Regions from separate parts of the Homo sapiens genome. Here regions 1 and 3 are each linked to region 2. Evidence: chromatin contacts called from ENCODE Hi-C or POLR2A ChIA-PET data. All regions are on one chromosome and are shown on one strand. The core of a region is the stretch at or near the end of the contact, and the rest is flanking DNA. Distances in the headings are between cores, read along the strand shown. Region 1 has its middle 400 kb from the start of XYLT1. Region 2 overlaps XYLT1 (xylosyltransferase 1). Region 3 overlaps XYLT1 (xylosyltransferase 1).

Region 1 (3,651 bases), core at 199-2,698, 190 kb before region 2:
AAGAAAGTTTTAAGCTTCTGCCACAACGTGGGTAAACGCTTCAAACAAAAGAAGGGTACACAGAGAAGCAGAGTGATAAAGAGGGATTTTACAGTGCCCATTATACCTCTGAAGACAGCTTTTTGGGATTAGGTTCAAGGCATCTAGGGCCTTTATCCAGTGTTTTTTCTACTTTTCCCCTCTTTTTAAATTAACCTCAAGTTTCTTCCATATCCTTTATGTTCTTGAGCCCTCAACACACACACACGCACACACACACGTCAATTTCTCCCCACTACCAGTCCCTCAGGAAGGGCTTAGCTTAGTCATAAAAATGAAACCCAAATTATTAGCAAAGCAAAATCTGCTTCTCTCTTTCCTAGAGAGAAGGAATCCTTCAGTTCTCAAAAACACATGGTAGATAGTTTAAAAAAAAATTGAGAAAGAATTTGAGTTGAACAATTCATATTATAATACAAAGTTAACTTCAGACCATTTAATAATCAAAATTGCAAACAAATTGGTTTGAATTGCAGCAAGACAGCTTTCTGGTTTTCAGGCTTGTGGCAACATGGAATTCCTTTCCTGGAGGTCTTTAGGGAATTGGCTGGATCTACCAAGTGGGCTGGCATAATTATGTCATCTTTGGGTGTGGAGATAGAGAAGTGGATCAAATAAATGGCGTTCACATGTCCCTGCTAGCCTTGCTTGAATACTGTTAGTGTGTAGTACCCACATCTAGGAGATGGCGGTGCAACGCTAAACATTCCAGCGAGGACAGACTCACAAGTGCTCGCATGTCTGGCGGGAGAGGCAGAGGTAGCTGGAACCAGGAACAAAGGACTGAGTCTGGGGTTGGGTTAACTACTGCTTATTTTATTTTATTTATTTGTTTTGGTACAGAGTCTCATTCTATTGCCCAGGCTGGAGCGCAGTGGTGTGATCTCAGCTCACTGCAGCCTCCGCCTCCCGGGTTCAAGTGATTCTCTTGCCTCAGCCTCCTGAATAGCTGGGACTACAGGCGCTCACCACCATGCCTGGCTAATCTTTGTATTTTTAGTAGAGACAGGGTTTCATCATGTTGGTCAGGCTGATCTCGAACTCCTGACCTTGTGATCCGCCCACCTCAGCCTCCCAAAATGCTGGGATTACAGGCGTGAGCCACTGTGCCGGGCCCTACTGCTTATTTTATCCCCAATCCAACCCCAATAAGTTTTGCGATTGCTAGAGACCCCGAAATTGCCAGAGTAGTTGAGGAGTACTCTAACATTTTCTCTGACTCTTAGTTAAACATTGGCAACTTTTCCGAGACTATAAATTTGACTGGGGCCCAGTCATTTCTCTCTTTGTAGTCTGTGAAAATTAACTGAGTCTGCAGGGGCTGCAATCACCGCCAAAAACCGCAAGTGTGGGCTGTTCCTCCACACTGACAAAAATAACAGCTAATTAGGCTGCAACACCCCAAGGAAAGTGAACTTACGCCACCAATCGCAGGATGGCATGCAAAACGTCGCCATGGCAACCGGCATTTACAGCTCTTCAATTTTAATATATCAAAGGCTAAGGGTAATTTCCCAGCGAGAATACAGGAGGGTGGATTTCTCCCCTCTTTATTCTTTCTGCCGGTCTTTTGCCAGTACTGTGAGTACGGAAGCTCTATTCCTGTGGCAACAGGTTTTAAAGGAAGAGAGCCTTGTGAAAGCATGAAACACCTGGCGTGGGACTCCTGGAAATGCTGGGTGCCTCGGGAGGCGCAGGGAGAAAGGCATGGCATTCTTCTTAGAGTCTAGGCTGGGTGAACAGAGCTGAGAGGAGGTGAAGTGTGAGCTGTGAACTTTTGCCCTCAATTGCAGGTGAACTTTCTGTTTGCATAAAAATGTTTTCTTTTCTCCCCTCTTTCCCCTCCTCTGCCCTTCCCTCCCCTCCCCTCTCCTCTCTCCTCTCCTCTCCCCTCTCCTCTCCCCTCTCCTCTCCTCTCCTCTCCTCTCCCCGCTCCTCCCCTCCACGCTCCTCCCCGCTCCTCCCCTCCACGTTCCTCCCCTCCCCTCTCCTCCCCGCTCCTCCCCTCCCCGCTCCTCCCCTCCCGTCCCCTCCCCTCCCCTCCCCTCTCCTCCCATCACCTCCCCTCCCCTCTCCTCCCATCCCCTCTCCTCCCATCCCCTCCCCTCCCCTTTCCTCCCATCCCCTCCCCTTCCCCTCCCCTCCCTTCCCCTCCCCTTTCCTCCCCTCCCTTCCCCTCCCCTTTCCTCCCCTCTCTTCCCCTCCCCTCCACTCCCCTCCCCTCCCCTTTTCTCTTGTTGGCCCTCCCTTTCTTCCTCCCTCCCTTCTTCCTTTTTTACCTCCCTCCCCCTTTGCTTTTCCCCCCCTTCCCTCCCTCCTTCCTTTTTTCCCTCCCTCCCTCCCTGCCTTCTGGTTTTGTTGAGTGCTTACTCTGCATCAGGCACCCAATAGGCATCGTCTCATGTATTCTTCATCACTACATTGTAAGATAAACACTATTCTTATTTTAGAGATGAGGACATTGGGATGACGAGTCCTAATCTCACAGTAAGTTGTAGAGCCTGGATTTAAGCCAAGTCAGACCTCACAACCCAGGACCCTTGTAGTTTGTGTCTCCTCTGTGTTACTAAAACTTACTCTGTAAAAATGGAGGTGGATATATTTATTAAAGTCACTGCCATCACCATCATGAGTTGGTCAGTGCTGCATAACAAACACCCACACAATCTTAGTGGCATGCAGTGAATAAGCATCTACTTTGCTGCAGGATAGGATGACTCTGTGATTATTCTGGGACTCAGGCTGAAGGGAAAGTGCTTCTCACGGTGATGATGTTAGTCACTAGAGGGTATGCCCAACCACATAAGTGCATTTCAAATCTATCCCATGTCATATCTGCTAATATCCCATTGGCCAAAGCAAGTCACGAAGTTGAGCCCAAAGTCAAGAATTGGGAAAGCATACCCTCCCTTTTGTTGAAGTAATTGCAAATTTTTATAGTAAGGGTGTGAACACAAAGAGAGGTAAAGAATTGGGGCCCCAGAATCATTCTAGTTCAGTAACTGTCTATCATCATCATCATCAACTTCATGATCTCTGTGAACCAAGCTTCTCTTTACCTTTGTCTGTGTTTAAATAATGAGTGATCTCTTTATAAAGTTCTTCAAAGAGGACAGTCATTCGATTGAAGCAAAATAATAATTATTATTGAGCACATACTATGTCCCAGGCACTGCACTGGGGCTACATCAGTGAACAAAACATCCCATCTCAAAATAACTTACTGGGAACCCTAAAGCCCTGTGCTAGACATTGAGAAGCCCGCAAGAAATTCTAACACATGCCAAAACCATTCTGAATATTTCACAGAAGATGTCTGTGCATCAAAATCACCTGAGGAACTTGTTAAACACCAAGACTTTCAGAACTTGCCACCAACAACTCTAGGTCATAGGGTTAACTCTCAACCTATCCCATTGAAAACCTTGCCCCAAACTACAGTTGAGTTGTAGGAAAAGAAAGTTACAGGAAATAAACTACACGTACACCCTCTTCTTTGGCTACTCCTTGGGCAACAGGCCTTGATTAAAGTTTCCAGTAAATCTCTTCCAGTCCCCAGCCCCCATTCCAACAGTGTTAGTGAAACCAGGAAGTTGGAGCCACATGTGATGA
Region 2 (3,803 bases), core at 829-3,328:
TGAGAGCAGAAAGGACTCTCCCTGTTAGCTGGTAGCTGAGCTTGAATGAAATCCACACCCGTTTATTTCAAATGCATTCCTCTCTGTTTGTTGCTAGTGGCACCAACTCTTCGTGGGAAGGTGCCTTTTGGATGCTATCCGCCCTCTCCACAGAGAAAACCACTGAGCAAACGAATTCACAAACATTTTGAGAATATCTTCTCCAAGGAAAAAAGTAAAATTTAAGAGTGCTCCCAGAGGCTGGATTATCGTAAGCTATGGTGGCAGGGGCTAGCGGGAGGGAAGGGGGCGTGCCCTAAACAACAGTGACCACGAGTCAATAAACAGCGACCACGTGGCTGGGTGATGGTACATTGGGGTTCTCTCTACTCTGAGTGGGTCCGAAATTTCCTGCCATAACAGTAAGCTTGTAAGATCACTTAAAGGCCATGTGACCTTGGGAGAGGGATTTTACATCTCTCATCTGAAAAAAATTGGGCTCATGACATCAGCATCAGCCTCAGAGAGTGTTGGATGTGATAAACAAATTGACTGCACAGAGCCTGGTGCGGTGTCTAGCACACAGCGAAGCCTCAGCAGCCCCCTGTGGCTGCTGTCATTCCCCTTCCAAGGGCACTAGAGAAGGTGAAAATCACTACCAAGAAATACACATCAATGGCACGATTGCACATGCGCTAGTGAAACTGGACTCCCCATCTTCAGATGGCCCCTCCACTCTGCCTGTGAATTTCTGGATCAGAGCTTGGATCCCTCCGTGTCTCAGCAAGAGAGCTGGTTTATCATCAGGTCATCCGCACATAAAAGAGTGCCAGTGAAGGGAAAGAGGGAGGGGAAAAGCAAAGAGCAAGGAAAGGTGGAAAGAAGGAAGGAAGGAAGGAAGTAAAGAATGAAGGAAGGAAAAGAAGAAAGGAGGGAGGGAGGAGAGAAAAATTAGGAAAGAAGAGGACAGAAAGCAGGAAGGAATGTAGAAGGGAAGAAAGAAAATAGGAAGAAAAGAGGAAAGGAGAGAGAAAGAAAATTAAAATAAGGAAGAAAGGAAATAGGAAAGAAGGAAGGGGGAAGAGAGGAAAATAAGGAAGGGAATGAGAAGAGGGAAGAAAAGGAAAGGGAGAAACAAACCAGGAAGAAAATGAGGAAGGAAGGGAGGAAAAAGGGAGAAAGAAAATAAAGGAATGAGAAGGAAAGAAGGAGGGAAACAGGAAACATATGAGGAAGAAAGAGAAGAGAAGAGGGAAAGAAACTTTTGATGAAGGAAAACGGAAAGTTACAGAGCCTCTGAAGTTAATGCAACCAATTAGAAACCTCTCAAATCATAATCAATTACAATAATATTCATATCAATTCTAATCCCAATATTCTACTGAAAGAGAAACGAAACCATATCAATACAGCTCCCTTGGCTCCTGCCAGCATCACATCAGCTCCCGATTTCACTATAATTTCATCCTTTGCCATAAAGGCAATGGGTTAAAGCACCTACAAAAGGTAATCTGATTTTGCAAAATTTTTCTGATACAAGACTTCAACACTCAGGGAGTACTAGAACACATCAGATCTCGTGTGCTCATCTGGGGTTTGGAAAACAGGGTGGCCTTTCTCAGAAGGTCTGAGAAGGTGAGCAGAATGGGGCTGGGCAGGAGGAGGAAGTGGCCAGGAGATCCCTCTCTGAGCCAGCGGGGTTGGAACTTACCCTCGAGGGGGCAGAACCGAGTCACCTTCTCAGGCATCAGCAGCCCTAACTTGTGGCGGCAGTAAGTCTCCCCAATCTCCTGGCGGCAGTGCTTGGACTTAGCACGGGACAGGGCAGAGATGGCCTCCTTGCCTGAGATGTCACACTTAGGGGGCTGGTCATACTTGGTCTCGGGGGAGCTGCCCCCAGTTTTCCTGGCATGAGGCGGTCTGGACACATCCTTCCCGTGGCTGCTGTTGGCTGCGGCTCTGTCCCCGGGAGGCAGCACCTCACCGGGGCCTTTCCCAGGGAATGTATGTCCTTTTCCTTTCTCCTGCTGTTCCAGCTTCCTTTTCAAAAGCTCCTTCTGTCTACTCGGTGGCTTCTTCGCCAACTCAGGCTGGTGCTTCTGCTTTTGAGTCCTGGGTGCGAAGTTGCTGTTGTCGACATTCTCAAAGTCTTTGGGGACAGAGTTCTCGTTGTTGCTGTCTGTTCGCACTTTCTCTTTCGGCCGATGAGAAAAGTAGCCATCCTGGAGAAGAGGGGAGAGAAACAGAAGAGAAACTTGACTGAGAGATCATGCTAAGCAGACTGGCCTTTGAAGAGTGAGTCATACGGACTTGGAAGCCGGGGCCATAGTTTCACATCCTACTTTTGCTACTGGTTTAACCTCTGGTAAGATGGCTCTCTCTGGACCTCAGTTTCCCCATCTGGAAATAGGAGATGTTCCAACCAGAAACCAAGGCTTTTTCAAGCTCTAAAGTGCCATGACTACGATTCTCAATGCTTCTTATTAACCACACCTTTTCAAGTCAGTTTCTTTCCTTGACTGTCTTTGCCACTGGGTAACAAACATTTTGTTCCAGCGTCCCGTTTAAATTCCAGCTGAAAGTGCTGTGATGGTTTACTTAAGGGCTGGAAATGATATAATAAAGTTATAAAGGGAAAAATATTGGTAGGATATTACATACATTCCATTGCCTTTAGGACATGCTCATATATCTATGCCCATAAGAGAAATCAGACTGAGCCGTTGTAAATTCTGTGGGAAAGAAACCAGCCGCAATTTTTTTTTTTTTTTTTTAAGAGGAATGCAGCCCTTGTAGAATAAACTTTACACTAAGTCCTGGAGCAAAGCAAACTTGCGACACTCTTGTGCTTGAGTTTGGCTCTTCATGTGTGTACATGGAACAGAAGTGATGAAGTCATTTGGGGTCAAGACAAAGATCAGGAGTCATTCTGGAGACCACGCATGGCATGGATGTTTCCAGAAGGGCTGGACCCCAAACTCAGCTCCTCCATGGGTAAATGGGTCCTGGTTACTTTGATCAGTCGAATGATCAAATGCATCATTCAACCAATGCCCCAAATTGTTTCTGCAACATGTTGCTTCTGCTTAAAGCTCATTCCCAAGGCCTTAATCTGAAAGCATATCCAATGTCCTACAACACGGCCCCTGACCTCTGAAGCCACAGAGAAGAGTAATGGCTCCATATAGCTGCCCTTGTTGCTATGGAAACACAGGGGCAATGGGCGGCATCCCTGCTAGTCCTCCTTTTAAGGAGGGCTGAAATATGCCTCTTACCAGTTCCCAAGGAAAAAGGTGTCGGGGCCTGAACAGCGGATCTGCAGGGGTACCCAAGAGCAGCTGACCCTCAGCAAGGCTCCCACCCCAGCAGGTCAGCAAACAACTGCCTGTGTTTTTTATAAATAAAGTTTTATTGAAACACAGCCATACCTGTCCATTTGTGTATTGTCCATGGCTGCTTTCCTGATACAATAGCAGAGTGAATAGTTGCAATAGAAACTTTCTGGTCTGAAAAGCTTAAAATATTTCTATCCAGCCCTTTAAGAAAATGTATGCAGACCCCTGCTCTGCTGGAGTGTGAGTTAAAAGGCCTCCTCCTCTGGGACTGGGTTAGTTGCTTCTGTCCTCACCATCCATATACGACTTAGTGATGGCCTGGAGAAGAAGGTGCCCCTAGGACTGGGCGTGGTGGCTCACACCTGTAATCCCAGTACTTTGGGAGGCCGAGGCAGGTGAATCACTTGAGGTGAGGAGTTTGAGACCAGCCTGGTCAACATGGCAAAACCCCATCTCTACCAATAACACACACACACAAAAAATAGCTAG
Region 3 (3,811 bases), core at 17-2,516, 150 kb after region 2:
TGATCCCCAGTGTTGGAGGTGGGGTCTAATGGGAGGTGTTTGGGTTTTGAGGGTGGATCCCTCATGAATAGATCAATACCCTCCTTCTATTAGTTCTGCAAGAGCTGGATGTTTACAAACAGTCTGGCCTTCCCCTCCCTCTCTCTTGCTTTCTTGCTTACCTGTAATATCTGCACATGCCAACTCCCCTTCACCTTCCACTGTGAGTGAAGCTGTCGGAGGCCCTCGCCAGATGCAGATGCCTAATCTTGAACTTACCAGCCATCAGAATCACAAACCAAATAAACTTTCTTTCTTTATAAACTACCCAGCATCAGATATTCCTTTATAGTAATACAAAATATACGATGATAGCCTCTCAGAGCCTCAATCACCTGCCCTGGAAAATGGGTACAACACCGAGTTCTTTTTAAGGAATAAATGATGTTTTGCTTTTCAAAGTGCATGCTAAGTAAGTGCAGTGACATACGCTTGGTAAGCAATCATTGAGTGTGAACATATTATAAATTCTCATGAAATCTAAGAGGCAAAGCCCTGGGAATATCACAATATTGATCTTCTAAAGTCAGTATCAGCTTTCTCATGGCTCAGACTCACTCCTGAGTTTTGTGCTTGGATACTTAACAATTGCTCACTCCTAAATTTCCTAACTAGTTCCAGCTTCAAACTGGAAAAATTCCTCCAGTGTATTCAAGCCTCGTTGCCTAGCACCACAATATCCTTGGTTGATGTGCTTCTAGGTGCTAAAAGAATAGGCCGGGGATGGTGGCTTAGGCCGATAATCCCAGCACTTTTGGAGGCCAGGGCCGGCGGATCACCTGAAGTCAGGAGTTTGAGACCAGCCTGACCAACATGGAGAAACCCCATCTGTAATAAAAATACAAAAATTAGCTGGGCGTGCTGGCACAGGCCTATAATCCCAACTACTCAGGAGGCTGAGGCAGGAGAATCGCTTGAACCCAGAAGGCTGAGGTTGCGGTGACCCAAGAGATCGCACCATTACACTCCAGCCCGGGCAACAAGAGTGAAACTCCATCTCAAAAAACAAAACAAAACAAAAAAAAAGAGTAACGAGTGTTAGATATTGGTGGGGGTGGCATCAGAAGGACTTTGTGTGACATTCCCAGGTCTGTTCTGAGCGCAAAGGCCAGATTTAGACAGCGTTGAGAACCCAAATGAGGCTCTAGAAACTGGTCCAAACAATGTGCCCATAATGACACGTGTCAAAACCGAAGAAGGCCTTAGTCAGGGGAAAAAAGATGCAAATTACAAAGACCTTTTTCAGAGCCACCACCTTCTAAAAGTGAACAGAAGGAGCAGGAAGCTGCCAAAGTGTACCAGAACCTCCTCCTTCGACGCTAGAAAGAGTAACAGGTCAAGCTCCAACTTGCAATTCAGTTCTATTTTGAAGTTTACTGGAAAGCAGAAAATAAGAAGGGATTTGAGAGAGGCCGGCAGTTTGAAGGCAAGGAGGAACTGAAATAAACACATTAGACCCAAGAACACAAAAGTCCTAGCAGCTTGGACCTGCTATTTCTCGACAGTTCCTCCAGGCTCCTCATGCATAAGCCAATCAGCAATGATGTGCATATTTCAGCAATGATGTGCATAATATTGATCTTGAACCACAGCGATCTTCCTAGTTCCTTTTGCCAGGAGAAAAGATGGGGGTGGCCACACATTTGAGAAAGAAAGTCCATTAACATTACCCAAGTTGGTTTTGAAGTATTGAGACACTTTTTTTTTTTTTTTTTTTTTTAGATGGAGTCTCACTCTGTTGCCAAGGCTGGAGTGCAGTGACGTGATCTCGGCTCACTGCAACCTCTGCCTATCGGGTTCATGTGGTTCTCCTGCTTCAACCTCCCGAGTAGCTGGGAGTACAGGTGCCCGCCACCACGTCCGACTAATTTTTGTATGTTTAGTAGAGATGGGGTTTCACCATGTTGGCCATGCTGGTCTCGAACTCCTGACCTCAAGTGATCCACCTGCCTTGCCCTCCCAAAGTGCTGGGATTACAGGTGTCAGCCACCACACCCAGCTGAGACACATTTTTAGGGTGTGTGTATGACCGAGTTTTATGGTTGCAAACAAAAGACTCCATGCTGCCCAGTTCAGGCATAAAAAGAATGTCCTGAATAATGCAAGATGATGTATAGGATGCTTGGACAACCAAAGCCAAATGTGGAGGCTCTGCTGTGGGTGATCATGTCCCAACCACACGGACACTGACCAGCACAGACCCTGTCCCTGCTGCTAATGAGTTCACACTGCCACCACCAGGCACAGACCCAAATCCTTGACCGCTGCTGGCTGCCCCTTTTGCCAGAATGGATTCTGTACCAGGCTAGTTTCCCCACATAACTTGCTCTTTCAGGAAATCCAAAAGTATTGATACAAAAGGTGTATTAGAGCCATAAGTGCATAGAGAGAAAAGCGGGTACATTAAGCTTTGATTCTCCACTGCCTGTTGTAATAGTTTGTTTTCACGTTGCTGATAAAGACACATCCGAGACTGGGCAATTTACAAAAAGAGGTTTATTGGTCTCACAGTTCCATGTGGCTGGAGAGGCCTCACAACCATGGCAGAAGATGAAAAGCACATCTCACATGGCAGCAGACAAGGGAAGAGAGAGCTTGTGCGGGAAATTTCCCTTTTCAAAACCATCAGATCTCATGAGACTCATTCACTATCACGAGAACAGCGCAGGAAAGACTCACCCCCATGATTAAATCACCTCCCACTGGGTTCCTCCCACGACATATGGGAATTGTGGGAGTTACAATTCAAGATGAGATCTGGGTGGGGACACAGCCAAACCATATCACCTGTCATTACTTTTTTTTTTTTTTTTTTTTGAGATGGAATCTCACTCTGCGGCCCAAGCTGGAGTGGTGTGATCTTGGCTCACTGCAACCTCTGCCTCCTAGGTTCAAGCGATTATCCTGCCTCAGCCTCCTGAATAGTTTGGATGGCAGGCGTATATCAGCATGCCCGGCTAATTTTGTATTTTTAGTAGAGACAGGGTTTCACCACGTTGGCCAGGCTGGTCTCAAACTCTTGACCTCAAGCCATCTGTCCACCTCAGCCTCCCAAAGTGCTGGGATTACAGGCGTGAGCCACCATGCCCAGCAGCCTGCCATTACTTTCATTAGCACCAGGCTTCTTGCATATTTTACAGATTGCTGTCAATGGTCTAATAAACAGGTGTGTTAACACATCCAGCAGTAAAGAACCGGGGCCCTCGAACCTGCCTGCCTGGGTCTGAACCCTGCTCCCCAGCCCTTACTTGCTGGAAGACCTTGGGCAAATTATTCAACTCCCATCTGAGAATATTATTCATAACAGCACCCACCTCATGGGCCAGTTGTGAAACTTACAGAAGTCAATTTAAACCAAGGACTGAACATAGTACTTGTAATATGAGTTTGTACAAAAGTATCAGTTGCTATTGTTGATGTTGATAATAAAAGCTAAAATAACATTATAACCCCCTTCATGGTGGTAGTTTCTTCATAAGCTGCCATTAAAGCAAAGAGCTACCTACTTAATACAATTTGCTCCCTAATTAATTAATTATATCTAAATTTCATTGTATTGTGTCATTCTACAAGGAATGCTGCTACTATCACCTTGGGCTGCTAAAAAAATGCCCAGTCACTAAAAAAAATTGCTTAGACGGTATTCTCTGTCATTTCTCCCAACGAATAGGCAGTTTATTATTTTTTGAAGAAGTCTTTTGGCTGTGACAATGGGGCCTCATAACAATGAATTGAGAACAATCACTTCCAAACAGCAGCTGAAAACACCCCT

Evidence for each region. A loop is a pair of places that touch in the nucleus more often than their neighbours do. ChIA-PET counts read pairs that join two places held with the same protein, here RNA polymerase II (POLR2A). Pooled maps may share reads with other maps.
Region 1: a loop to region 2 is called in a map with no recorded cell type, with 11 times the contacts of the local background. The contact joins two enhancer-like sites. A Hi-C loop is called at or near these places in 4 of 37 single-sample maps with no recorded cell type and 4 of 50 pooled maps. POLR2A ChIA-PET finds 5 or more read pairs at or near these places in 2 of 52 experiments (Panc1 and activated T-cell).
Region 3: a map with no recorded cell type shows a loop between it and region 2 (4-fold over the local background). The contact joins two enhancer-like sites. A Hi-C loop is called at or near these places in 1 of 168 maps with a recorded cell type or tissue (GM12878), 4 of 37 single-sample maps with no recorded cell type and 9 of 50 pooled maps. POLR2A ChIA-PET finds 5 or more read pairs at or near these places in 1 of 52 experiments (activated CD4-positive, alpha-beta T cell).

Annotation. Positions count from the first base shown.
Region 1 is chr16:17,069,588-17,073,238 of GRCh38, forward strand. No RefSeq gene overlaps it. Among named protein-coding and RNA genes, the nearest start is that of XYLT1, 400 kb to the right of the region's middle. RefSeq lists an enhancer at 1,499-1,818. Within about 2 kb of position 1,449, at least 10 of the 41 ENCODE cell types and tissues checked have a DNase peak (open chromatin) inside an H3K27ac peak, as active enhancers do.
Region 2 is chr16:17,257,298-17,261,100 of GRCh38, forward strand. It overlaps XYLT1 (xylosyltransferase 1), which reads right to left. Exons shown (of 12, transcript NM_022166.4): 3 at 1,691-2,201. Among named protein-coding and RNA genes, the nearest start is that of XYLT1, 210 kb to the right of the region's middle. RefSeq lists enhancers at 1,804-1,853, 2,014-2,413. Within about 2 kb of position 2,079, at least 11 of the 41 ENCODE cell types and tissues checked have a DNase peak (open chromatin) inside an H3K27ac peak, as active enhancers do; they include GM12878, where a contact is called at or near this core.
Region 3 is chr16:17,407,810-17,411,620 of GRCh38, forward strand. The region is part of intron 1 of XYLT1 (xylosyltransferase 1); the gene reads right to left. Among named protein-coding and RNA genes, the nearest start is that of XYLT1, 61 kb to the right of the region's middle. Within about 2 kb of position 1,267, at least 4 of the 41 ENCODE cell types and tissues checked have a DNase peak (open chromatin) inside an H3K27ac peak, as active enhancers do; they include GM12878, where a contact is called at or near this core.